Regions from separate parts of the Mus musculus genome. Here region 1 is linked to region 2. The links are chromatin loops, found by intact Hi-C in ENCODE. Cell type or tissue: left cerebral cortex. All regions are shown on one strand. Links, peaks and the distances in the headings refer to the core of each region. The heading gives the core; the rest is flanking DNA.

Region 1 (11,907 bases), core at 2,495-10,494, 1.3 Mb after region 2:
TTGTAGGGAGTCATTCAACTCCACTTGGGTCCTGGCTGTAGGTCATGGATTTACATTCTTAGCTCAGGAAGGGGCTTGCCTCTTGGGTTAGTTCTTCCCTGCCCCCAGTTGTCAGGATCACACCTGCAGCTACTGCTGGCTTACATAAATTTCAGTATAAACCATCTCTCATTTTAAGCTTGATGCTGAGTGCTTTCATATGTCTTTAGCACGGGCTGACTGTTTGTGTCTTCCTTTCTATTTTCCGAATGCTTATTCTTTATGTAGCTCTCTACAGAGAGAATTTAAGCCTGTAGAAAAATTCAATAATAGGCCAGATTCCACAGAAAAGTAACAGCTTCTATGTGGATTATGTTGCTAAGAATAAAGATTTTTGCGGTGGATGCATACACATAAACAAACACACACATACACAAATTGTGTGGACACATGCATTCAGGAACCTGTGAATTTGTAAGAGATCCAAAATAGATAAACAAATGAAATGTGTAAGGTTAGAGGAGATAATCACACTTTGACACAAGCATCACAGCATAGTGACATAGATTACCGATTTATAGAATAGCAATATTGACTCATGGGATGAAAATGTTTCCTTAACCCCTTAATCCTTCTCTGTCACAGTGAGACCTTGGCATGTGTGCCTTTCTTTTTTGTCGTTAGTAAACATGAGAGGGGCTGAGTTATTTGTTCCTTGTTTGCTTTCTGATGCTCTATCGCTGTGAGATTATAACATTTTCATCAAGGTTTTCCTTTCTCCTCCGTATGACTTTTATTTTTAAATCACCCTCCCTGCCCCCTGAAGAAATGCAGTGACACAGACAATGTAATTGCTCTGGGGAACTGACAACTAATTATCCCAAAGCAAAAAGGAGGCTGGACATTTAGATAATGAAATGTCAATCAGTGTAATAGAAGTGTCACTTATGTAATCTCTGCCTGAACTTCCGGGGATTTGGAGATGGAGCCTGTGTGTGTATATCTACAGCCAGGAACATGGGTACTCACAGATATGTCTATTCTACAGGCTTCCGGATAACACGGCTACAAAGACTGGTATGTAGAGTAGGGTGTGTGCAAAGTACAGGGATCTATTAAATGCAGGCCTTTTGCTCTGAAACTGCAAAGCATGCATCTGCAGCTGTGTTTCTGCAGATAGCAGAATCATCTGCTCAAAGGCTGCCGTGCCCTTGACATGGAACAGTATACCAGAAATCTAACTCCAGACCATCAAGCAAGGGGTTTGAATGTGTACAAAGGAAAATTTTTCCCATAAATATGTATGGAAAGTCCATCTCTGTTTGTGAATACCAGAAAGGTGTACAGAAGAGAATCACATTGCTGTTTGTTAGAAATTATTCAGATGGAGGAGGGAGGACCCTGCATTTTATTAAATAATCCAGACATCACATCAAGACATTATGCTTTGACTTCCTTAGGTCCTTCCATTTTCCCCCTTCAGGCTGGATTCAGACTTTAGTTCTTTCTTAACTGCATAAATAAGCAGCATCAATCTCCAGAGCGAAGAAAAACTTCCTTTGTAGCAGATAAATAGCTTCTAAAGGCATGGTTTTCTTGAAGGTCAGGGCCATAATTAACAAAGCATAGTGCACTCACTTCACCCTAGCCCCTCCCCATATTGCTGCCATTGTAATTACCAATGGCAGTCTTGGCTATGATAAACACAAACTACAAGTTACTTCAAACTGGGGGTTAAAAGAGTGGAAGTACCTTGGATTAATGGAGATGCTGTTGGGATCACATGGCCTCTGACGCTCTGAGGGAGGGCTCTTCCTTTCCCCTTCAGCTTTTCCTTGGCCTTAGGTGGCAGAGCTTCAGTCTCTGACTCCTACATCTGAATCATTTCCACATCTATGTCTATTAACTATTGACTGGTAGATTATGATAGCATTTCCTATGTAGCCAGGCTAGACTTTCTGACCCTCCTGCTCTGCCTCCCAAGTGCTAGAATTATGAGAAATCGTCACCAAGCCTGGCTCCATGCATATCTTATAATGTAATATAATATATAATAAATAAAACACAGAATATAAAACATTGTGTATTTAATTGTTCAGGTATTCAGGTACTGTACTATATAAGATACCACTTTATTGTTTTTTAGGAAGTTGTAAGATAATCTCACATAGTCAAGGCTGGCTTACAATTTATTGTATATGAATCTGGGTGAGTATCAACCCAAATAAGTATGTATGAAATGCCATAAAGAATTCTGTTATTTTGTATGCTAATTCAAACTCAAATAAAATGTATTTCTGAAAGTGAACTAAAGATAATACTAGCAGCATCCTGGTCAAGCTCCGGATGGCTGAGAGAAGCTCTCTACGCCACTGACGTGAGCCCTGTAGAGCCTTGTCTTGAGAGATACTTGAGTAAAATAGGATATCAGAACCATTGTCTTTTTTAATAAAAGGCTATACAGTCCAATAGTGTAGAGAGACCCACAAATTAATGACTACAGTATCTCATTGTGTTTAATCCTGTTACTTTCCTTCAGATCATGTCTGCAACTAGAAGCCTCTAGCTTTTAGCTCTATAGGTAATTTTAGATGAAGCAATAAGAAGCTAACTAAAAATTTTTCCACTATTACTGAAGCTTTGCAAAAATATGAATGGAGTAAAAACATCAATGCTCAAAATAAAACCTTGAAAAGAGATAGACCCAGAAGGTTGGAACTTAAGAGACAGAAGGAGTGTGGGTGTCCCATAAGGTGGAAACACATGGAAAGGATCCTTTCCACCTTAGACTGGATGAAAACGTTAACTTGTGTGTCTGACTGCTCTGTGGTGTGTCAAATTGTAAGGAGGGCTCCATGGAGGGAGACCAGGGGTCAGACTCAGGCTGCACTTGACTGGGGAATTTAACAGGAAAAGTTTCCCCAATGGAGTCAGATAGCATACCCAATGAATAGAAAGGTGACCTTACACTTCTCACGTAGTCCTGGGATAAGAATGCTGCCTACAGCAAGAGACGCACCTGCTCATGTGAGCATCAGTGCAACATAAGGACCCAAAGCAGGTGGCTTTTAGCTCAACAGATGGAATTAGAAGTGTAAAGAAGTAGGATTTTTATACATTTCAGCTTGCTGGAAAGAAGTCTGTGTATATCAAACTCAAATATGAGTCTAAAGAGAAAACGGCAAAATAACAACAAAAAGAAATGATGAAGTAAAATCGAACTATTCCTAGGGGGATTTTCTGAATATTTGCAGATATGCTTGTTTATCTTTCTATGCCTGTGATGCCAAATGTTCTCAAGGGTGAAAGCAATAAAAGATCAAGGTCACTAGACCCTTGAAAGTTAGTAACTGGTCCAAATGAACTGTGTCGGTACAACGAAGACTGGGACTTGTTCTATCCTTCTTATTGGCTTCTTAGGGCAAGGAGTATCAGTTTCTTTAGTGATGCACCTACACGTAACATGATCCATTAATAATCTCTCACCTACGTGCAGGCAAGTGACTCTTGCTAAACTCAGGGGATGCTAATTCTACTAAGTAGAATTGACAGTGATGGGTGGGCACGGGGGCTTGCTGACAGAAGTGGGTCAGGGGAAGGGGGAAGGGAGATAGCAGAATAATGAGGAGGTAAAAGTGGCAAAACTACATTATAAAAAGTATGACAAAAGAGAATGCTAGAATAATGCATCTGTTGTGATGACGGTGTGAGGAGTCTCTGTGACACTGTCCAGCTCCTGGATCCAGCAGGGGGAGCTCTGTGGGTATAAATGTCGATATTTTCTTTCTTCTTTTTTTAATTGTGTATTTTATTTATTTACATTTCAAATGTTATCCCCTTTCTCGTTTTCCCTTATGCAAAACCCCTACTCCATCCGCCTTACACTACTTCTGTGAGGGTGCTCCCCCACCCACTCACCCACTCTTACCTCAACACCCTAGCATTCCCCTATACTGGGGCATCAAGCCTTCACAGGAGCAAGGGTCTCCCCTCCCATTGATGACAGATAAGTCCCCTTCAGCTCCCTCAGTCCTTCCTCTAACTCCTCAGTCCGATGGTTGGGCTGCAAGCATCCACATCTGTATTAGTCAGGATATGGCAGAGCCTCTCAGGCGACAGTTATATCAGGCTCCTGTCGGCAAGCACTTCTTGGCATCAGCAATAGTGTCTGGGTTTGGTGTCTGCATGTGGGATGGATCCCCAGGTGGGGCAGTCTCTGGATGGCCTTTTCTTCAGTCTCTGTTCCACTCTTTGTCCCTGTATTTCCTTTAGACAGGAGCAATTCTGGGTTAAAATTTTGGAGATGGGTGGGTGGCCCCATCCCTCAACCAGGGGCCATGCCTAACCTCTGGATATGGTCTCAACAGAATATTTCCTCTCTTTGTGAGACATTTCAGCTAATGTCATCCCCTTTGGATCCTGGGAGACTCTTGCTTTCCTGGCATCTGGGACTTTCTGATTGCTACTCCCAGTTTCCCATCCTCCATTGCTACACACCTTTGATCAATTTCCTGACCCTCTGTTCACTCCTCCTTCTCCTCCCATACCTTTTTCTGCCCCTCTTTCCCCCCTCCCCCTGTTCTCTTCCTCCCAAGTCCCTCCCATCCTCTACTTCCCTTGACTATTTTGTTCCCCCTTCTAAGTAGGACTGAAGCATCCACTCTTTGATCTTCCTTCCTCTTGAGTTTTATATGGTCTGCGAGTTGTATCGTGGGTATTCCACACTCTTTGCCTACTATCCACTTATCAGTGAGTACATACCATGTGTGTTCTTTTGTGACCGAGTTACCTCACTTAGGGTGATACTTTCTAGATCCATCCATTTGTCTGTGAATTTCACAAAGTCGTTGTTTTAATAGCTGAGTAGTAGTCCGCTGTGTAAATGAACCACACACATTTTCTGTATCCATTTCTCTGTTGAGGGACATCTGAGTTGTTTCCAGCTTCTGGCCATTTCATCATCATACCTCATGCCCACCCTGGATTATAAAACCATAGGTTTAGAATGGAGTCTGCCTTCCACACACACACTTTTCCTATCACAACTAGGTCTACATTATTCCTGAAAATCTCACGCAACTCCCCCCAGCAACCACATCAGGTGGGCTCAGAAATTTTTTCCCAGGCACCTGGATGCTTGCTCTCGTTCTTACGTTGATGTGGTCATAAGTTCTGCTAGTGTTACCTTTAGCTACTGTTCAACACATTTTTTTAAATTTGATATTGTATTTATCATACAAAGTAACAAAGTTACTTGCGGAATTTGCACACAATCTTAGTTTGGGTTGATACTGGTCTCAATTCATACATAGTAAATTTTAAGACTACCCCATCACTCCTAAATAATAAGAAAATTGTACTTTATATGGCTTGCTACACTACTCATACCAATATATCATCTATTATATTTAATTATGTTACATCATAGTATAGCAACTGCGTGAGGGGTGTGTGTATCTATTCCCTTAACTCTTGGCATGATTGCCTTTTGGTAGTTTTGCTTAGCAACAAGCTGAGAGTCTGTCTCCTTGTAGTGTGCTTTTGCCCTAAGAGGGTGCAGCCTTGGGGCCAGTGCACAACTATTCCAATTATCCTGGGAATGTCTTTCACGGTCACTTTCCTTTCTTGCAGACAATTGTTAAGTATTACGAATTGCCAACAGAATGCAGTACTCCTGGATTTTGGAAGTCCCCTTGGGTTCTAAATAACCGCTTGTTCTGAGTCAATTAACTTTGAGACCAAACAAAGGCAGTTTTAGAGGCCACTGTTTGAGGTTTTTGATGGTCCCAGTAGTTCACTTAGCTGTTGTTTTTTTGTCTGTTTAGGTTTTATTTTGTTTGTTTTGGTTTGCCACATTGTATGGTGATTCAGCTTGCCCCCAGTTAAGGGAATTTCGTGATTCTGTTGGCCTTTCCCCTTTTTTCCTTCTTTTAAAATTTTTTTTCTCCTCTGCTGGTGTGTCTGCACCACATGTGCCCATGTGCTGCTTGTGGGAGTGCATGCACACGGAAGGCACCTTATTGACTGTTCAATGTTCCCAGTTTTTCTTTATTTCTGGAAGGCTGGTTTCCTTGCGAAGAGCTTTAGAGCACACTATTGCAAAGTTCTGGCGCAGCAGATGTGTCGGGACAGGGCCTGCTCTGTCTCTGAACATCTGTCACACACTCACATTACTATGGGAAGTGATGAACACTGGTGGCTCCCTTTCCCTCCGGTGAAGACTCTGGCTGTTGAGGAGGAGGAGGAAAGGATAACCCCCATAACAATGAAGTTTCTGTTGGGCATGGTGGTGCAGGCCTTTAATCCCAGCACTTGGGAGGCAGAGGCAGGCAGATTGCTGAGTTCGAGGCCAGCCTGGTCTACAAAGTGAGTTCCGGGACAGCCAGGGCTATACAGAGAAACCCTGTCTCAAAAAACAAACAAAAAACAACAGAACAAACAAACAAACAAAAACAATGAAGTTTCTGCCAAACTGAGACTGGAAGAGGAAGACAAAGAGCCCTGCCGCATGCCAGCTTCACACTTCTGCCTTTCTGCTTTAGCAGATCTTCTTGGTTCGTTCCTCTATGCTCTTTGGACAATAAACTGGGAATTAGAGTTCGGTTTCTAAACCTTGCTTTATATTCTTTTAAGGCAGCATTTCAGTAGCTCAGTCTAGCTTTCAGGCTCTCTATGTACCTAGTGATGACCTTGAACCCTGACCCTCCTACCTCACCTCCAAGCATCTCTACACTCAGTTTATGTGTTTACCTGTCTTCATAGGTTATGTTTCCTTTGGGGGGATCAGGAGTTGGAGCCTGCCCTCCTCAAACTACTGAACATTCTTCCATAGGCAGGTTAAGTGTTTTCTCCACAGTTACACTGAGCTGACTCACTGGAATCTCTCGTGAACTCAACACCTCTGGCTTGTAAGGGGCAGTGTTACGCTAAGCATATTTCCCCTTGCTTGCTCGTGGTCAGCTCTTCATGCACGGAAACCTGTTAATAGGATTATAGATTTGTCTGTTTCTTCCACCTTTCCTCCCATCTCTCTAAGAATCCTCAGTTGCTTAATGGAAAACACTGTCTTGCTTTTTTACTACACCTTTCATATTAAGATAATGATAGCTTTACACACAGTTCCTAGAAATAAAACAGAGAGCTGTGTATCTTGTTCTCCGGAGTGGCTCACATCTGCAGAACTTTAGTGTAGTGCAGCTTTGACTTGTCTCTCTTTCATAATGAGGATCTGACATGCAGCCAGGGACAATGAGAGCGTACAGGGTGGCAGGTGAAAGGCGGTGGGGTTGTTGCATCGGTGGGGGCGGGGGCGCTGTATGAGGACAAATATTCTAAGTAGAAAAGGAAAGCCTCCCTCTCCTTGGACTAGGAGCTGGTGGAAGCAGCATCACATAGCGCCCTCTAGTGTTGCAGTTCTCTTGCAAGTGTTGGCACCACCAGCTCAGATTCCTCAGGCCTTGGCAGTAAGGAAGAAGTGGAACTTTGAAGACCTGTCAGCTCCCTAGAAATTTCCAAAACGTCTCTGACAATCAGTGCGTACAGTTTCCCTTCTCTGGTTCCATACAAGGCCTATCACCCTCCGTTAGCGTGTGTTTCCTCGCCCCAAACCCGCTGCCTGCCCTGGCTTCTCTCCAGCTGTTAAATCAGCTGTGGGTCAGCTGCTTTGCCTCTTGAGCCTTGTGATATCAAAAAGGTCTGGTACAAACTGTTTGGAACAGAACCTTGTAATGTCTGGTATGAACTGTTGTGAACAGTCCCAGGAAGTGTCGGTCTCTAGGAGCCAGGGCAGTCAGCTGCAATCCTCCTGTAGTTGTCTCAGTCCCCGTTGGTCGAATGTACAAGATGGTGGCTGCTCCACCGTCCGGACCGGAGGACAGGTGCCCGTCCGGCTGGGGAGGCGGCCTAAGCCACAGCAGCAGCGGTCGCCATCTTGGTCCGAGACCCGCCGAACTTAGGAAATTAGTCTGAACAGGTGAGAGGGTGCGCCAGAGAACCTGACAGCTTCTGGAACAGGCAGAAGCACAGAGGCGCTGAGGCAGCACCCTGTGTGGGCCGGGGACAGCCGGCCACCTTCCGGACCGGAGGACAGGTGCCCACCCGGCAGGGGAGGTGGCCTAAGCCACAGCAGCAGCGGTCGCCATCTTGGTCCCGGGACTCCAAGGAACTTAGGAATTTAGTCTGCTTAGGTGAGAGTCTGTACCACCTGGGAACTGCCAAAGCAACACAGTGTCTGAGAAAGGTCCTGTTTTGGGCCTTCTTCTTCGGCCAGGAGGAGGTCCAAATACAAGATATCTGCGCACCTTCCCTGTAAGAGAGCTTGCCAGCAGAGAGTGCTCTGAGCACTGAAACTCAGAGGAGAGAATCTGTCTCCCAGGTCTGCTGATAGACAGTAACAGAATCACCAGAAGAACAATCTCTAAACAGAGTCAACTATAACTACTAACTCCAGAGATTACCAGATGGCGAAAGGTAAACGGAGGAATCTTACTAACAGGAACCAAGACCACTCACCATCACCAGAACCCAGCACACCCACTTCGCCCAGTCCAGGGAACCCCAACACACCTGAGAACCTAGACCTAGATTTAAAAGCATATCTCATGATGATGGTAGAGGACATCAAGAAGGACTTTAATAAATCACTTAAAGAAATACAGGAGAACACTGCTAAAGAGTTACAAGTCCTTAAAGAAAAACAGGAAAACACAATCAAACAGGTAGAAGTCCTTACAGAAAAAGAGGAAAAAACATACAAACAGGTGATGGAAATGAACAAAACCATACTAGACCTAAAAAGGGAAGTAGACACAATAAAGAAAACTCAAAGCGAGGCAACACTAGAGATAGAAACCCTAGGAAAGAAATCTGGAACCATAGATTTGAGCATCAGCAACAGAATACAAGAGATGGAAGAGAGAATCTCAGGTGCAGAAGATTCCATAGAGAACATCGGCACAACAATCAAAGAAAATGGAAAATGCAAAAAGATCCTAACTCAAAATATCCAGGAAATCCAGGACACAATAAGAAGACCAAACGTACGGATAATAGGAGTGGATGAGAATGAAGATTTTCAACTCAAAGGTCCAGCAAACATCTTCAACAAAATTATTGAAGAAAACTTCCCAAATCTAAAGAATGAGATGCATATGAACATACAAGAAGCCTACAGAACTCCAAATAGACTGGACCAGAAAAGAAATTCCTCCCGACACATAATAATCAGAACATCAAATGCACTAAATAAAGATAGAATACTAAAAGCAGTAAGGGAAAAAGGTCAAGTAACATATAAAGGCAAGCCTATCAGAATTACACCAGATTTTTCACCAGAGACTATGAAAGCCAGAAGAGCCTGGACAGATGTTATACAGACACTAAGAGAACACAAACTGCAGCCCAGGCTACTATACCCAGCCAAACTCTCAATTATCATAGAGGGAGAAACCAAAGTATTCCACGACAAAACCAAATTCACGCATTATCTCTCCACGAATCCAGCCCTTCAAAGGATAATAACAGAAAAAAACCAATACAAGAACGGGAACAACGCCCTAGAAAAAACAAGAAGGTAATCCCTCAACAAACCTAAAAGAAGACAGCCACAAGAACAGAATGCCACCTTTAACAACTAAAATAACAGGAAGCAACAATTACTTTTCCTTAATATCTCTTAACATCAATGGTCTCAACTCGCCAATAAAAAGACATAGACTAACAAACTGGCTACACAAACAAGACCCAACATTTTGCTGCTTACAGGAAACTCATCTCAGAGAAAAAGATAGACACTACCTCAGAATGAAAGGCTGGAAAACAATTTTCCAAGCAAATGGTATGAAGAAACAAGCAGGAGTAGCCATCCTAATATCTGATAAGATTGACTTCCAACCCAAAGTCATCAAAAAAGACAAGGAGGGACACTTCATTCTCATCAAAGGTAAAATCCTCCAAGAGGAACTCTCAATTCTGAATATCTATGCTCCAAATACAAGAGCAGCCACATTCACTAAAGAAACTTTAGTAAAGCTCAAAGCACACATTGCGCCTCACACAATAATAGTGGGAGACTTCAACACACCACTTTCACCAATGGACAGATCATGGAAACAGAAACTAAACAGGGACACACTGAAACTAACAGAAGTGATGAAACAAATGGATCTGACAGATATCTACAGAACATTTTACCCTAAAACAAAAGGATATACCTTCTTCTCAGCACCTCATGGTACCTTCTCCAAAATTGACCACATAATAGGTCACAAATCAGGCCTCAACAGATTCAAAAATATTGAAATTGTCCCATGTATCCTATCAGATCACCATGCACTAAGGCTGATCTTCAATAACAAAATAAATAACAGAAAGCCAACATTCACATGGAAACTGAACAACACTCTTCTCAATGATACCTTGGTCAAGGAAGGAATAAAGAAAGAAATTAAAGACTTTTTAGAGTTTAATGAAAATGAAGCCACAACGTACCCAAACCTTTGGGACACAATGAAAGCATTTCTAAGAGGGAAACTCATAGCTATGAGTGCCTTCAAGAAAAAACGGGAGAGAGCACATACTAGCAGCTTGACAACACATCTAAAAGCTCTAGAAAAAAAGGAAGCAAATTCACCCAAGAGGAGTAGACGGCAGGAAATAATCAAACTCAGGGGTGAAATCAACCAAGTGGAAACAAGAAGAACTATTCAAAGAATTAACCAAACGAGGAGTTGGTTCTTTGAGAAAATCAACAAGATAGATAAACCCTTAGCTAGACTCACTAAAGGGCACAGGGACAAAATCCTAATTAACAAAATCAGAAATGAAAAGGGAGACATAACAACAGATCCTGAAGAAATCCAAAACACCATCAGATCCTTCTACAAAAGGCTATACTCAACAAAACTGGAAAACCTGGACGAAATGGACAAATTTCTGGACAGATACCAGGTACCAAAGTTGAATCAGGATCAAGTTGACCTTCTAAACAGTCCCATATCCCCTAAAGAAATAGAAGCAGTTATTAATAGTCTCCCAGCCAAAAAAAGCCCAGGACCAGACGGGTTTAGTGCAGAGTTCTATCAGACCTTCAAAGAAGATCTAACTCCAGTTCTGCACAAACTTTTTCACAAGATAGAAGTAGAAGGTATTCTACCCAACTCATTTTAAAAGCATATCTCATGATGATGGTAGAGGACATCAAGAAGGACTTTAATAAATCACTTAAAGAAATACAGGAGAACACTGCTAAAGAGTTACAAGTCCTTAAAGAAAAACAGGAAAACACAATCAAACAGGTAGAAGTCCTTACAGAAAAAGAGGAAAAAACATACAAACAGGTGATGGAAATGAACAAAACCATACTAGACCTAAAAAGGGAAGTAGACACAATAAAGAAAACTCAAAGCGAGGCAACACTAGAGATAGAAACCCTAGGAAAGAAATCTGGAACCATAGATTTGAGCATCAGCAACAGAATACAAGAGATGGAAGAGAGAATCTCAGGTGCAGAAGATTCCATAGAGAACATCGGCACAACAATCAAAGAAAATGGAAAATGCAAAAAGATCCTAACTCAAAATATCCAGGAAATCCAGGACACAATAAGAAGACCAAACGTACGGATAATAGGAGTGGATGAGAATGAAGATTTTCAACTCAAAGGTCCAGCAAACATCTTCAACAAAATTATTGAAGAAAACTTCCCAAATCTAAAGAATGAGATGCATATGAACATACAAGAAGCCTACAGAACTCCAAATAGACTGGACCAGAAAAGAAATTCCTCCCGACACATAATAATCAGAACATCAAATGCACTAAATAAAGATAGAATACTAAAAGCAGTAAGGGAAAAAGGTCAAGTAACATATAAAGGCAAGCCTATCAGAATTACACCAGATTTTTCACCAGAGACTATGAAAGCCAGAA
Region 2 (11,907 bases), core at 1,306-9,305:
CCAAAGGCCACTCGATCATAGAGCCTTCCAATCTTGATAAGCACCTGGGGGGAACTTGCCATACAGTATCTAAGTCCCGGATTTTCTCAGCAAAGAAACTTTCAGTTCCCTAATGGTTTACTAGTTCTGCCATCACCATAGCAACATGCAACCCATCCACTAGAGCTATTATCAAGGATAAAGGATGGCAGCCATCTCCACCCTTTGTGCACAAGTATGTGTCGTAGAGGTCACACCAGGGCCCTCCTGGTTAGTCTGTCCAGTTTGGCTCAGGTACTGCTGACTCCTTTGTGATTAGACATCTTAGAATGGTCACTGGATAAGGCCACATAGCAACTATTAGGGAAAAAAAAAGTTTCAGGGTTCAATGATCTAATAGTCTTGTAGTCGCTGAAGAGATAGAAACTTTGTTCTAAGAGAAAAATAAGTGAAATGAATTGCTTGGAATAGAGGTGCCCCCAGATCATCATGTGGGGATGCTAGAAGTGTTTGCAGAGCTCTGATCTCCAAAAGGAGGACAACACACTCCCCAACTTCTGTGTGCCCTGGGAAGAGTGCCTTGATTGTTGGTCTCATACTGGCAGGTATGCAAAAGTTATTAGATTTCCTGGAAATCGCATTAAAATAAAAAAGAAATAAAATAGAGCAGAAAATCAGGATCGAAAATGAAAATCTTTCATGTAAAATTTATTCACCCTAGAAACAGGAAGAGGCTACAATTATTAATTAAAAAAAATTACTGAGCACGGTGGCACCTGCCTTTAAACCTAGCACCGGGGAGGCAGAGGTTGGTAGCCTGGTCTACAAAGTTCCAGGATAGCCAGAGGACTACACAGAGAAACCCTGTCTCAAAAAGCAAACGGAACAGAACAAAACAAAGTCTCGTGTGCAGTATATGTGTGTCTGAGTATGACTATGTGCACCAGTGTTATGGGCATGGAGGTCAGAAGAGGGCATCAGATCCCCTGGAGCTGGAGTTATGGGTGGTTGTGAGCCACCTGGTGTGAGTGCTGGGGGTGGGAGGGGAGGTCGGGGAGGGGTTGGAAATGTCAAACTCTGGATCTTTACAAAAGCTGTTTGTGCTCTTAACCACAGAGCCATCTCTCCAGTCTTGCAATTACGTCCAGATGAGAGTTGAAGGGGAATTTTTTTAAAGACTCGAGACCATCCCCCCATTTCAGGGAGAGTTTGATCGTTGCACTTATAGCTTGTCTGCAGTCATGCCCATGGGCATAGACTAGCTCCTTTTACCCAGTTCCTAACTGCTAATTGCCACAAAAGGCACATTCCCAAAGCCCTTTCTGGTATAACAGGCCTATTCAGCAAGGCTTGAAAACAATTAAACCAGGCACCTTTTAATATGCCTAGTTTTAGAAGTTAAATCGTCTCTCCCAAACCTTAAGCAAATCTGGCTGTGAAGGAATGAGTAAACCCCAAGTACTTCCGTCAATGGGCTATGCTAATTTTCCTGGTACTCCATTAACCTCTTTTTATTTTTATTTTTTTATTTTTTTTGAGAAATCTCTAGGTTTTCCGTGATGGTCATATGACTTTGTGGTTCGGTCATCAGTATATCAGGGCCTCCTCTGTGAGGAACACATCTTGGATACATCAGGATGAGTTTTTAGACATCCCCCAAAACAGCAGTGGTCCTCAACCTGTGGGCTGAGACCCCTTCTGGGGATTGAGCCTTTCATAGGAGTTACCTAAGACCATCAGAACACACAGATATTTACATTACAATTTATAACAGTAGCAAAGTCAGAGTTATCAAGTAGTGATGAAATAATTTTATGGCTGGTGGGGGGGGGTGGTTTACCACAACACGGGCCACTGGATTAAAGGGTGGCAGCATTAGGAAGTCTGGGGATCACTGCAATGTGGTGACCTGTACTCAGGAAGCTATCAGGTCCCGTTTGCATATTGAACCCCCATTTCTGATGGGTTCCACTTCTGTTATCAGTGCCTTGCCTCCGAAGCAGCACTCCAGTGCCCTCCTAAACTAAGAGGTTGCCAGGAGGGTGGCTCTATGGGTGTATGGCTGTCTCCTTTACATTTTACGTTAGTGAAGTTTCAGAGCAGACAACAGTCATTGAGTTCCAGCTTAAGTGAGTGCTGGCCACTTGGGATTAACATTGCTTTTCACCTGTAGCTGTCACCAGACTCTAGGCAGAGCAAGGTGGATGCAATGGAAATGCTCTCCGGAGGGTGAGAGGCACCACCCCAGGCCACAGAGACTTGCTAAGTGCTGAGCCTTTTATAATATGGTCTCTTGGTTTACCGAAATCTTTTCCTCTGCTAGACTTGACATCAAGCAGACCAAGCCCATGCACATGCCACTGCCAGGGGACCTGGAACTAAGCTCTGGAGATGTTGCCATGGCAGCTCTGAACCTCACTGCAGAGAGTGTTTAGCATCTATTTCAACATTCAGTTAGCCTCAGTATTCCTGACAGTGAGTTATCTGTCTGATAGTTTCCTGTCTCAGGGAAACAGGGGTTATGGTGACCTAAGTTGGGTTCTTCCTTAGCCAAGGTTGTTGAGTGAGGGGCTCCCCCCGTACCCCTGCCCACTGTACCTCACACATGGCCTCTGCTGTCTCTCAGCAGGCTCCCCCGCCACCCCTGCCCACTGTACCTCACACATGGCCTCTGCTGTCTCTCTGCAGGCTCCCCCGCTACCCCTGCCCACTGTACCTCACACATGGCCTCTGCTGTCTCTCTGCAGGCTTGCAGAGATTCTGTGAAGACATCGAGATGATGATTGGATTCAAGCCCAACATTTTCTGGAAAGTCTGCTGGGCATTCGTCACACCGACCATTTTGACTGTAAGGGCTGAATGCTTTCTCTCACAGCCTCTCCTGCATGTCAGTGCTTTACCACCTTTGAATACATGTGTGCCTCCTGGTGAGGCTGGGGAGCTGGTGGGATGGGTATTGGCCTTGTCTTCCAAGGCGAGTGTACTGTAGGCCAGAAAGGAGAAGCGACTGAACTCCAGGTATCTGGCTGGTCAGGGATGGAGCTAGGATTGACCAAGCACATCTGTGTAGGGCACACACATTATATCCGTCTGCCTCTTGTGCTAGCAGATAGCAGTCAACAGCCAAGTAGGCCACACATTTACCATGGTTCAGATTTTGTTCTGGGTGACTGGTGTATAGGGCTCTCTCTCAGCAGTCCTGCCAGGCTGGTGTAGTGATCTTTGTCTTGCAGAAGGGGAATGTCCTCTTTCCTTTTCAGTTGCCATGATAAGATAACCTAACAAAAACAGCTCAGGGGACAGAAGGGTTTATTTCCACTTACAGTTCCAGGTTGTAGTTCATCATAGCAGGGAAGCCATAGTATCAGGAGCTTGAAGCAGCTGGGTACACTCAGTCAAAGGCAGAGAGAAATGATGGCACCCATGTTTGTTCGTGCCCAGCTAGCTTTCCACTTTTCAGAAAAGGATCTCTTCTACTATTTCCTTACACGTGTGCCTGTGTGTGTCTGTGTGCATGTATGTGCAGGTGCATGTGGGAGCCTGAAGAGTCCAGAAGTCCCATTGGATCCCCTGGAGCTGGAGTTCAGGTGGCTGTGAGCTGTGAGCCAAATTCCAATCCTTTGTAAGAGCAGCACATGCTCTTAACACTTTGAGCTCTTTCTCCAGCCCCTGATTTCTGTAATATGAGATCCCTCTGCCTAGGGAATGAAGCTGCCTACAGTGGACTACATCTTCTCACATCAACTAACATAAGCAAGGCCAACCCCACAGGCCAACCTGATCTAGGCAATTCTTCATTGAGACTCCTTTCTAAGCGATTCTAGGTGGTGTCAAGGGAACAATTAAAACTAAGTATCACAGGGAACCCGAAGCTTGGAGTTATGTGACTGAACTAGCATTGAATGTACAATAGTTAGCAATAGTCTGAATTTGAACCCACATGTTCTGGCTCCTAACCATTCTCAATGTGCCTACTCTACAATTAATGCAGCTTTAATCAGGCATTTACTGCTGATTTTTATAGCTTTTGAGAGCCATGTTGTCACCTTCAAGTGTGGGGAAGGAGTTTTGAGATCATCTGACATTCCCTTTCTTAATGAACAGAGCCACAGATATGCCTGTAGTCTATACAGACTTAAACTCACACCTGTAACCCTCCTTATTGTGCCCGAAGCTATCAGCGTGGCTTCACTTTTTTCCCCAAGCAAATCTGCAGAGATTTTGTCTTCCCCCTCCTCTGCTTGCTTTTTGTCTTTTTCTGACTTATGGGGATTTTGTCTTTTTCTGACTTATTGAGAAAGCCTGGAGGAAGTTGCCTGTAATTTTTTTATTTATTATGCATTTTCCTCAATTACATTTCCAATGCTATCCCAAAAGCACCCCATACCCTCCCCCCCCACTCCCCTACCCACCCATTCCCATTTTTTGGCCCTGGCGTTCCCCTGTACTGGGGCATATAAAGTTTGTGTGTCCAATGGACCTCTCTTTCTAGTGATGGCCGACTAGGCCATCTTTTGATACATATGTAGCTAGAGTCAAGAGCTCTGGGGTACTGGTTAGTTCATAATATTGTTCCATCTATAGGGTTGCAGGTCCCTTTAGCTCCTTGGGTACTTTCTCTAGCTCCTCCATTGGGAGCCCTGTGATCCATCCAATAGCTGACTGTGAGCATCCACTTCTGTGTTTGCTAGGCCCCGGCATAGTCTCTCAAGAGACAGCTATATCTGGGTCCTTTCAGTAAAATCTTGCTAGTGTATGCAATGGTGTCAGCGTTTGGAAGCTGATTATGGGGTGGATCCCTAGATATGGCAGTCTCTAGATGGTTCATCCTTTTGTCACAGCTCCAAACTTTTTCTCTGTAACTTCTTCCATGGGTGTTTTGTTCCCAATTCTAAGAAGGGGCACAGTGTCCACACTTTGGTCTTCATTCTTCTAGAGTTTCATGCATTTGGCAAATTGTATCTTATATCTTGTGTATCCTAAGTTTTGGGCTAATATCCAGTTATCAGTGAGTACATGTAATTTTTACTTATCCCAGTAGGTGGCACTAGAAACCAGCTAGAGAGCCCGCTTTGCACCACCAGACACCAGCTTCTTTTAAGATGCAGAATGAATAAAAGCAGATGCAATGGAGATATATTTTTTTTTCTTCATTTGCTTGCCTTTCCCCCCTCCCCCATCTGCTGAGAGTATGTTCTAGTTAAACCATATCTTTCTGAAAAGCTAGAGGTTTAGACAGAAAATCCATCCCACAATCTCCGTCTTCTGTATGGACACCGAGAGCTTACCCACATCTATATTGGTAGTGTGAAAAGCCCTGCTGGAGTTGGGGCATGAGACCTGAACAATATTAAAGACAGGTGCTCATGAATGAAGTGTGTCTAAGCCGGCTTAGCTTATGGGTGTGAAGATGATGCTGTTGCCTGTTGCCTGAATATGCTGTGTTAGCAAATCCTGTCCCTGTTGACCCTTGACTTCCCTCATTTTCATTCCTTGTAGTTTATTATCAGCAGAGTCAGCTTTACAATATGTTCTATATTCTGTCCTCCTTTTCTTTTCATCCCAGAAGAGTGTCAGAATTTTGCCTTAATCTGTGGAGATGCATCACACGGCCATCCGCCTGCTGCTGTGTGTGTTTCAAGGCAGGCCCTTTATTGGCCTTATCGTTTACACCCATGCCATCTCCCCATTTTACAGATGTGTACATTGAGGCTCAGAGAGGGTAAGGGACTTGCTCTAGGCCACAAGGCCGTAGAGCTAGGGTGGCCTTTAAGCTTGCCCTCTGCATTCTGACAGTCTAGGAACAGCATGGCCTGTTTGGGTTAGAAGTCAAGTCTTCGAACTCAGGGAGAAGGAATTCTATTTCATTATTTTTTATTTCATTCTTGGGGAAGTTCTCAGTTTTGCTGTGATTCGGTAGATTACACGTCAGAAGCTGCGGAGACACCCTAAGACTGTCTTGAGCAGATTCTCTATGCTGTTTGGAGGTAGGGATGTCTCCAACCAGTGTGTCTCCTGTGTCTCATTGGTTGCTGGGAAAGGCAGAGGTGGGCAGGACTTGGAAGCAAAGTCCACCCCAGTGCAGGCTCTCATCCAAGCTGACCTGGCAGAGGGAAATTTATGGCAAGCAACCGGCTTGTGCCTAAAAGTTTGATGTGATATTTGCGGAAGTGGAAATGGGTGTCAAAGGTCTCTGCCCTGCTTGTATTTTACCATTTACCTCCGTAGCAGAGATAGCTTCCAGGTCCTGGACCAGGGTGAGATTATGGGTTTAAATCACTTCAGGGCCTCTGAGATAAAATCCATCATTTTTCTACGTGCCGTCATGGATTTATGGGGCCATAAATATCCTCATGCAATTATCATATGCACAGTCTGATCACGTTACTGAAGGCACACACATAAGCAGATGCATTGCTATTTATATAGTAAATGAAACAGAGCAGCATGCCATAATGACATCGGGCCATACTTCCAATAGATTGGCTAATAAAACTTATGACTCAGGGGCAAAAGTTGGAAAGGGGGGGGGCTAATGTCGACCTTGCTTTCCACGGGAGCCTTGTCTTTGGGCTTACATTGCTTTGAATCACCATATGAATTTCACCGAAAAGAAGTCCCTGGCCCTGGCAGCCTGGGTGCTGAGGCACTGGTGTGGATGTTTTGTGTTTGTCTCGGGCTTCGCAGTTCTCCAAAAATCTCCCACCTGCTATTTCCCTCCAATCATTTTGTTACACTGCAGCTTACGGTAGGAAGAGAGACATAGAGCCGGGGAAAGGGCGTACGTGGATAATTCTAGGCTTATGCTGCCACAGGCAAGAAGAATACGCGGAATCATGTTGTCTTGAGAAATGGTCTCCACAGGCTGGGCTGGAGCTGTCAGAAGCCTGGCTCTGTATACAGATGCCTCTGACTTCAGCCTATGCCTTCCCTTGGCCCTCTTCAGCTGCCCAGCCAAGCCTTCGGACGGATCTCAGAGCTCTTGCTGGTCGAAGTACGATGTGATCACAGATAACGGCCAAAACCCACATCATGACCTTTTAAGAATGAGGAAGGTCTCTGGAGTAAATACAGACTTCTGCTCCCAGAGAATCCCAGCACTGCATACATGGTGTGAAATAAATCAATTTTGTAGCTGAGAATCTGAGAGGCCCTACAGCTCATTAGCTCAGGTCTCTGGGGTCACTGGTGATCTCCCTCCCCCTCCCCCTCCCCCTCCCCCCTCTCCCCCTCCACCAATGGCTTATTATAGGACTGTGCTTCTAGATCAGTCACCTGTGGGGGACCAAGAACCATGTTGAATCTCACACAGCCAACTTTAGAGGCAGCCTCACACGTTGGCTATTCCTTGTGCAAGAAGGAAGCCAAATGGATTCAATTAAAAGGATTGAGATCTACAAATTTAGCACATCATTCCCCCCATTATAACAAAGGCTTAGTTATCAATGGTAGTGCAGTCAGTCTCCTCAGAACTCCCAGCTGTCAGGCACTGTGCTATGTTCTCCTGGTGTAGCCATTGACTTCATGTGTGAGGACAAACACAGGAGCAGTAGCTGAGTTTGTGTTTCCACCTTCGCCATCTTGAGGTTTTACTTCCTTCACTGGGAAAACCCCCTTTCAGAGAGATGAGAGTGTACACAAGGCAAGAGGAGCGAAGCATGCGGCCGGGTTCCGTACGTGCGTGTTGAATGAGTGAGTGACTCACACCATCACCCTAAGGCAACTTTCTCTTCTCTCTCAGTTTATCCTTTGCTTCAGCTTCTACCAGTGGGAGCCCATGACCTATGGCTCTTACCGCTACCCTAACTGGTCCATGGTGCTTGGATGGCTGATGCTCGCCTGCTCCGTTATCTGGATCCCGATTATGTTCGTGATAAAAATGTATCTGGCTCCCGGGAGATTTATTGAGGTAATTCTATTGGCTCCTTTCCCCCTGCTAGCCTCTCCCGAGGGAGAGATCCTAAAAGCTCTATGCATTAAAAACAAAAAGATCCGGTAAACATATCCAAGAAGGATACTGGGTGAGTAAGTCATCCCAGTTGCCACTGATTCTATTAAACTCATTTTAATTATATATTATTCCTGTAGTGGAGGAGACCAGTCAATCATCAGGCTGAGTGAGCTGTGCTGTTCCTCACAGTGGTGGCAGCCTTGGGACGAGCAATCTGAATGCCTCCTCTTTCCCAGAGCTCCCATCCCCTCCTCCTCAGCTACTATCTATATCTTGGAGTTCATTTTTTAACACAGGGGTCCCCTCTCTGGTGTCCCTCTGCCTCCAAGCTTCCTCCCTCCTAAATGTTGATTGCCATTAGACTTAAAGTCACCACTGCTCCCTTTGTTCCTGAGTGAAGGATGTCTGATTAGACATTTGACGACTCTCAGCATGTCCTATGCAGTCCAGGGCGTGGCTAGTGCGAGGGGAGACTTGCTTTCCCTTACCAACTGTCATAGTTAGCTTTCTGTTGCTGCAATAAAATCATGACCAGGAGCAGCTTAGGGAGGAAAGGGCCTATTTCATCTCATTATTGCCCAGTCACAATCTTCCCTGAGGGAAGGAAGTCAGAGTAGGAGCTCAAGGCAGGAACCTAGAGATAGAAGCTGAAGGAGAGGTCATGGAGAGGACTACTTCCTGGCTTGTTCCTCCTGGCTTGCTCAGCTTGTTTTCTTATGTAACTTGAGGCCATCTGCCCAGAGGTGGCACTGTCACCATGGGTTAGGCCCTCCCACATTAATCATTAATCAAGATAATGCCCCCACGGACTTGCCTATGGGCTCATCTGAAGGAGGCGATTCCTCAGTTGCCGTTGCCTCTTTCTAGATGACTGTACCTGGCTAAGCTCACTAGCACACCACTCAGTTCTGATCAGAGCTCAGGGGACTTTTCCATAGAGACAATGGGACGGCCACCACTGAGGAGCCACCCAGCTTTTGTTACTCATGAGAAGTCACTTGTTCAAGTGTACCTGTAATTCTAGCACTTGGGAAGTAGAAGCAGGAGGATCAAGAGTTCAAGGCTATCCTTAGCTCTGTGTGAACTTTAGGCTACCCTGGGCTATAGGAGATCCTGTCTCCAAGGGAAAGGAAACGGTCATTTGTCCAGCTGGGCTGAGAATGAATGACCTCTGCCTGCATCCTGAAGACATCTGGACCTCCATGAGCCCTGGGGTCTGATCTAGAGGCGTCCTGGGAGCTTGTCACAAATGCAGACAGCCAGGTTCTCTCAACTGCACGGAGCTCAGGGGAATGGAGCTTGGCCTCATCTTCTAGTGATTTGGTTGCGTGTTCGGATTTGGGAAGCACTGAGCCCATCACAAAGAAATACTTATTCACTGGGGTGGAGAATGGCTGTGTGGGGTCTGCTCTTGGGCAGCTAGATTGACATGAAGAAGAGGCTGGTGGGGAGGGACAGGGCAGGGGTGAGGGCGTGGCCAGCACACAACACAAGTGTTCACTTGGTGTGGGTAAGCAAGTGGCCTTTGTTTCCACTGACCCCGGATGACAGTGAGTCCTCATGTTTAAGATGTATTCTGGTTTTCTTCCCTAGAGAATTCTGTTTATTATTCTCTGGTGTAAAGCAGTTCTGGCCCAGCCTATCCCCAGCGTACCACGCTTCTTAGCCACCTTCCTACCAGAGGTCACGGGAATCTCTTTCCCTAACCGGAACCTGCTGTAACCTCGGCTGCTGTTGCAGCCTAAAATTCTCTAGACTGATGGGGTTGGCCGTACAAATTTATGATGGTTAATTTGGGACACAAAGGTTGCAAGCTGGTGATTAAAGGGGCATTAAACTAACAGCTATAAGAACCAGATTTTCCCTTAATAGGTAATAAACATATAATTATTCCCTCTTATATAGTCGGAAATAAGTTGTCTTTCTCTATATGTTTCTATCAGATTTTATTTTCAATAATAATTTCAGTTGAAGCTAGAGACACCTCCATTATTTTTAAGCTTATCTACATGAACCTGCACTGCTGATCTGAGTCAGAAACATATATATACGCACATATATGTATATGTGTATATAAATATATATGTATATATACACATATGTGTATACACACACACACACACACACACACTCAACAGACAATTAAAATTTTTGTTCATGCTTGGTGGTGTATCTTTGGGTTTGGCTTTTTTCTTGGCCATTTGTATACTTTTGGGAAATATGCTAAAAAAAATCCAATTATTTTTGATGTAGCAACCCATCACTGAGACTCCAGAACAAATGTAATTGAGCCCATGGCTTTTGCTGTTGAGAGCAGAAGTAGGAGCTTGGGAGCTCTCTCAACTTGGTGGGTGGAGATGTATAATTAAAATCTGGGCCCTTTGTCCTCTACTCATCGTATGCACGGGAAACATGGAGCAATCACAAAGTTGCTTTCAGGGTGATGATTTCAAGAGAACCAAACCTAGTCTTGCTTTTCCTGTTCTTGGCCTGGTTAATAAATGCTGGCTCATCTCCCTCACTGTGAGGCGAGGGGGAGGGGCTCTTGACTTCAGTGGTGGATCTGAGGAAATGGTACCTAGTCTTTTGGGGATGGCTAGCGGTGCCAAGGGGAGGAAGGCGAGTTCATATTGTAACTATGGGTCTTTGCCTTCTTTGCAGAGGCTGAAGTTGGTATGCTCGCCACAGCCCGACTGGGGCCCATTCTTAGCTCAGCACCGCGGGGAACGCTACAAGAATATGATCGACCCCTTGGGAACTTCGTCGCTGGGACTCAAGCTGCCCGTGAAGGATTTGGAACTGGGCACTCAGTGCTAGTCCAGTCGTGTGGATGGTCCGGTATTACTCCCGGGCTTCCTCTCTGCCTCCCCTTCACACTTTCCCCAGATTTATTCCCAATTTTCTTCTTTCTCCCCACACTTCGGTTCACAGCTGTGCATGAGAGTGTTCCATAGAAAAGTAGGACATAGCGTAGCATGCCGTAGCGAGAGCCACACAGGCCACTGATAGCGCTGTCTGTCTGTTGTCTGTGTTATCAGTTTCTGGAAGGGTTGGCCCCCTGGTCAGGTTTCTTCCTTCATCCTGCAGGATGGGTTGACCAGGTGGATGCTGGCAGGTACGTGGTTGGTTTGGCAGTAGAGAAATTGCGTTGTGTCTTCTCATTGCCGGAAGGAGAGAGTAGGGCACGGGGAGAATGCAGACTTTCCAGACTCATCAGCACCGTCCAGCTGATCTGGGCAACACAGTGATCTCATTCAGAAGCTGGAAGTTCAGGTCAGGTATGTTTAGCCGGATGGCAGAGCTGGCAATTATTTTGGATGCAGACATGGCTGGTAGATAGACTTGGCCACCGCTGAGTGGTTTGATCTGTGTATTCATTTCCTTTATTTTGACTAAATATACCATGCATTTAGAAGCTTCATCCCTCTATGCCGTGGATCTGAAGGGACTGTCCATTCTCTCGCCATAGCTTTCCTTCCTTCCTTCCTTCCTTCCTTCCTTCCTTCCTTCCTTCCTTCCTTCCTTCTCTCTTCCTTTCTTCTCTCCCTTCCCTCCCTTTCACCCTCCTCTCCCCCCCTTCTGTAATAATGACACTGAAGAGTTAATGCTCTGGGTCTTCTCTTTCACTCTCTGCACAAGAAGCCATGCTTTGATTTGCATGTCAGCCTTTGTATCGCCATTGTATCTGCATGGTGTCTTTGGCACCATGGTTCAGTATCATGTTATGCTGTCTCTTTGCCTCCAAGTCACTTTCTATAAGGTGTAGGTAACCTTCACTTCCAACCTGTTGACAAATGAGACCTACCCCAGTTCTGTCTATATATTATATACACACGGGACACAAACTCTTAAAAGACACTTTCTCATTTTTTACTCCTTTTTCAGTAACAGTAAATGCCAATTGTGGCCATAGGGAAAATCAGAGACATGAAGAAGTTGGTAAAAAGCAACCCTATGACTCCCCATCCCTGTGGTTG

The links. Hi-C counts contacts between places; a loop is a spot of excess contacts. Peaks named below come from ENCODE experiments on the same cell type or tissue, not always from the same donor. Only the 100,000 strongest peaks of a DNase experiment are listed, where the experiment ranks them.
Region 1: it touches region 2 in a loop (2.9-fold over the local background); 2 of 42 quality-filtered maps call a loop at or near these places.

Annotation. Positions count from the first base shown.
Region 1 is chr7:51,263,350-51,275,256 of GRCm38, forward strand. No RefSeq gene overlaps it. Among named protein-coding and RNA genes, the nearest start is that of Gm33015, 170 kb to the right of the region's middle. In left cerebral cortex, for the core only: CTCF peaks have their summits at 3,718 (motif pointing right) and 7,390 (motif pointing left); DNase peaks (open chromatin) are centred at 2,743, 2,984, 3,726 and 7,381.
Region 2 is chr7:49,948,678-49,960,584 of GRCm38, forward strand. Slc6a5 (solute carrier family 6 (neurotransmitter transporter, glycine), member 5) reads left to right here. Exons shown (of 16, transcript NM_001146013.1): 14 at 2,727-2,827; 15 at 7,721-7,888; 16 at 10,592-10,816. The coding sequence ends at 10,747. Among named protein-coding and RNA genes, the nearest start is that of Nell1, 21 kb to the right of the region's middle. In left cerebral cortex, for the core only: a CTCF peak has its summit at 5,021 (motif pointing right); a DNase peak (open chromatin) is centred at 5,106.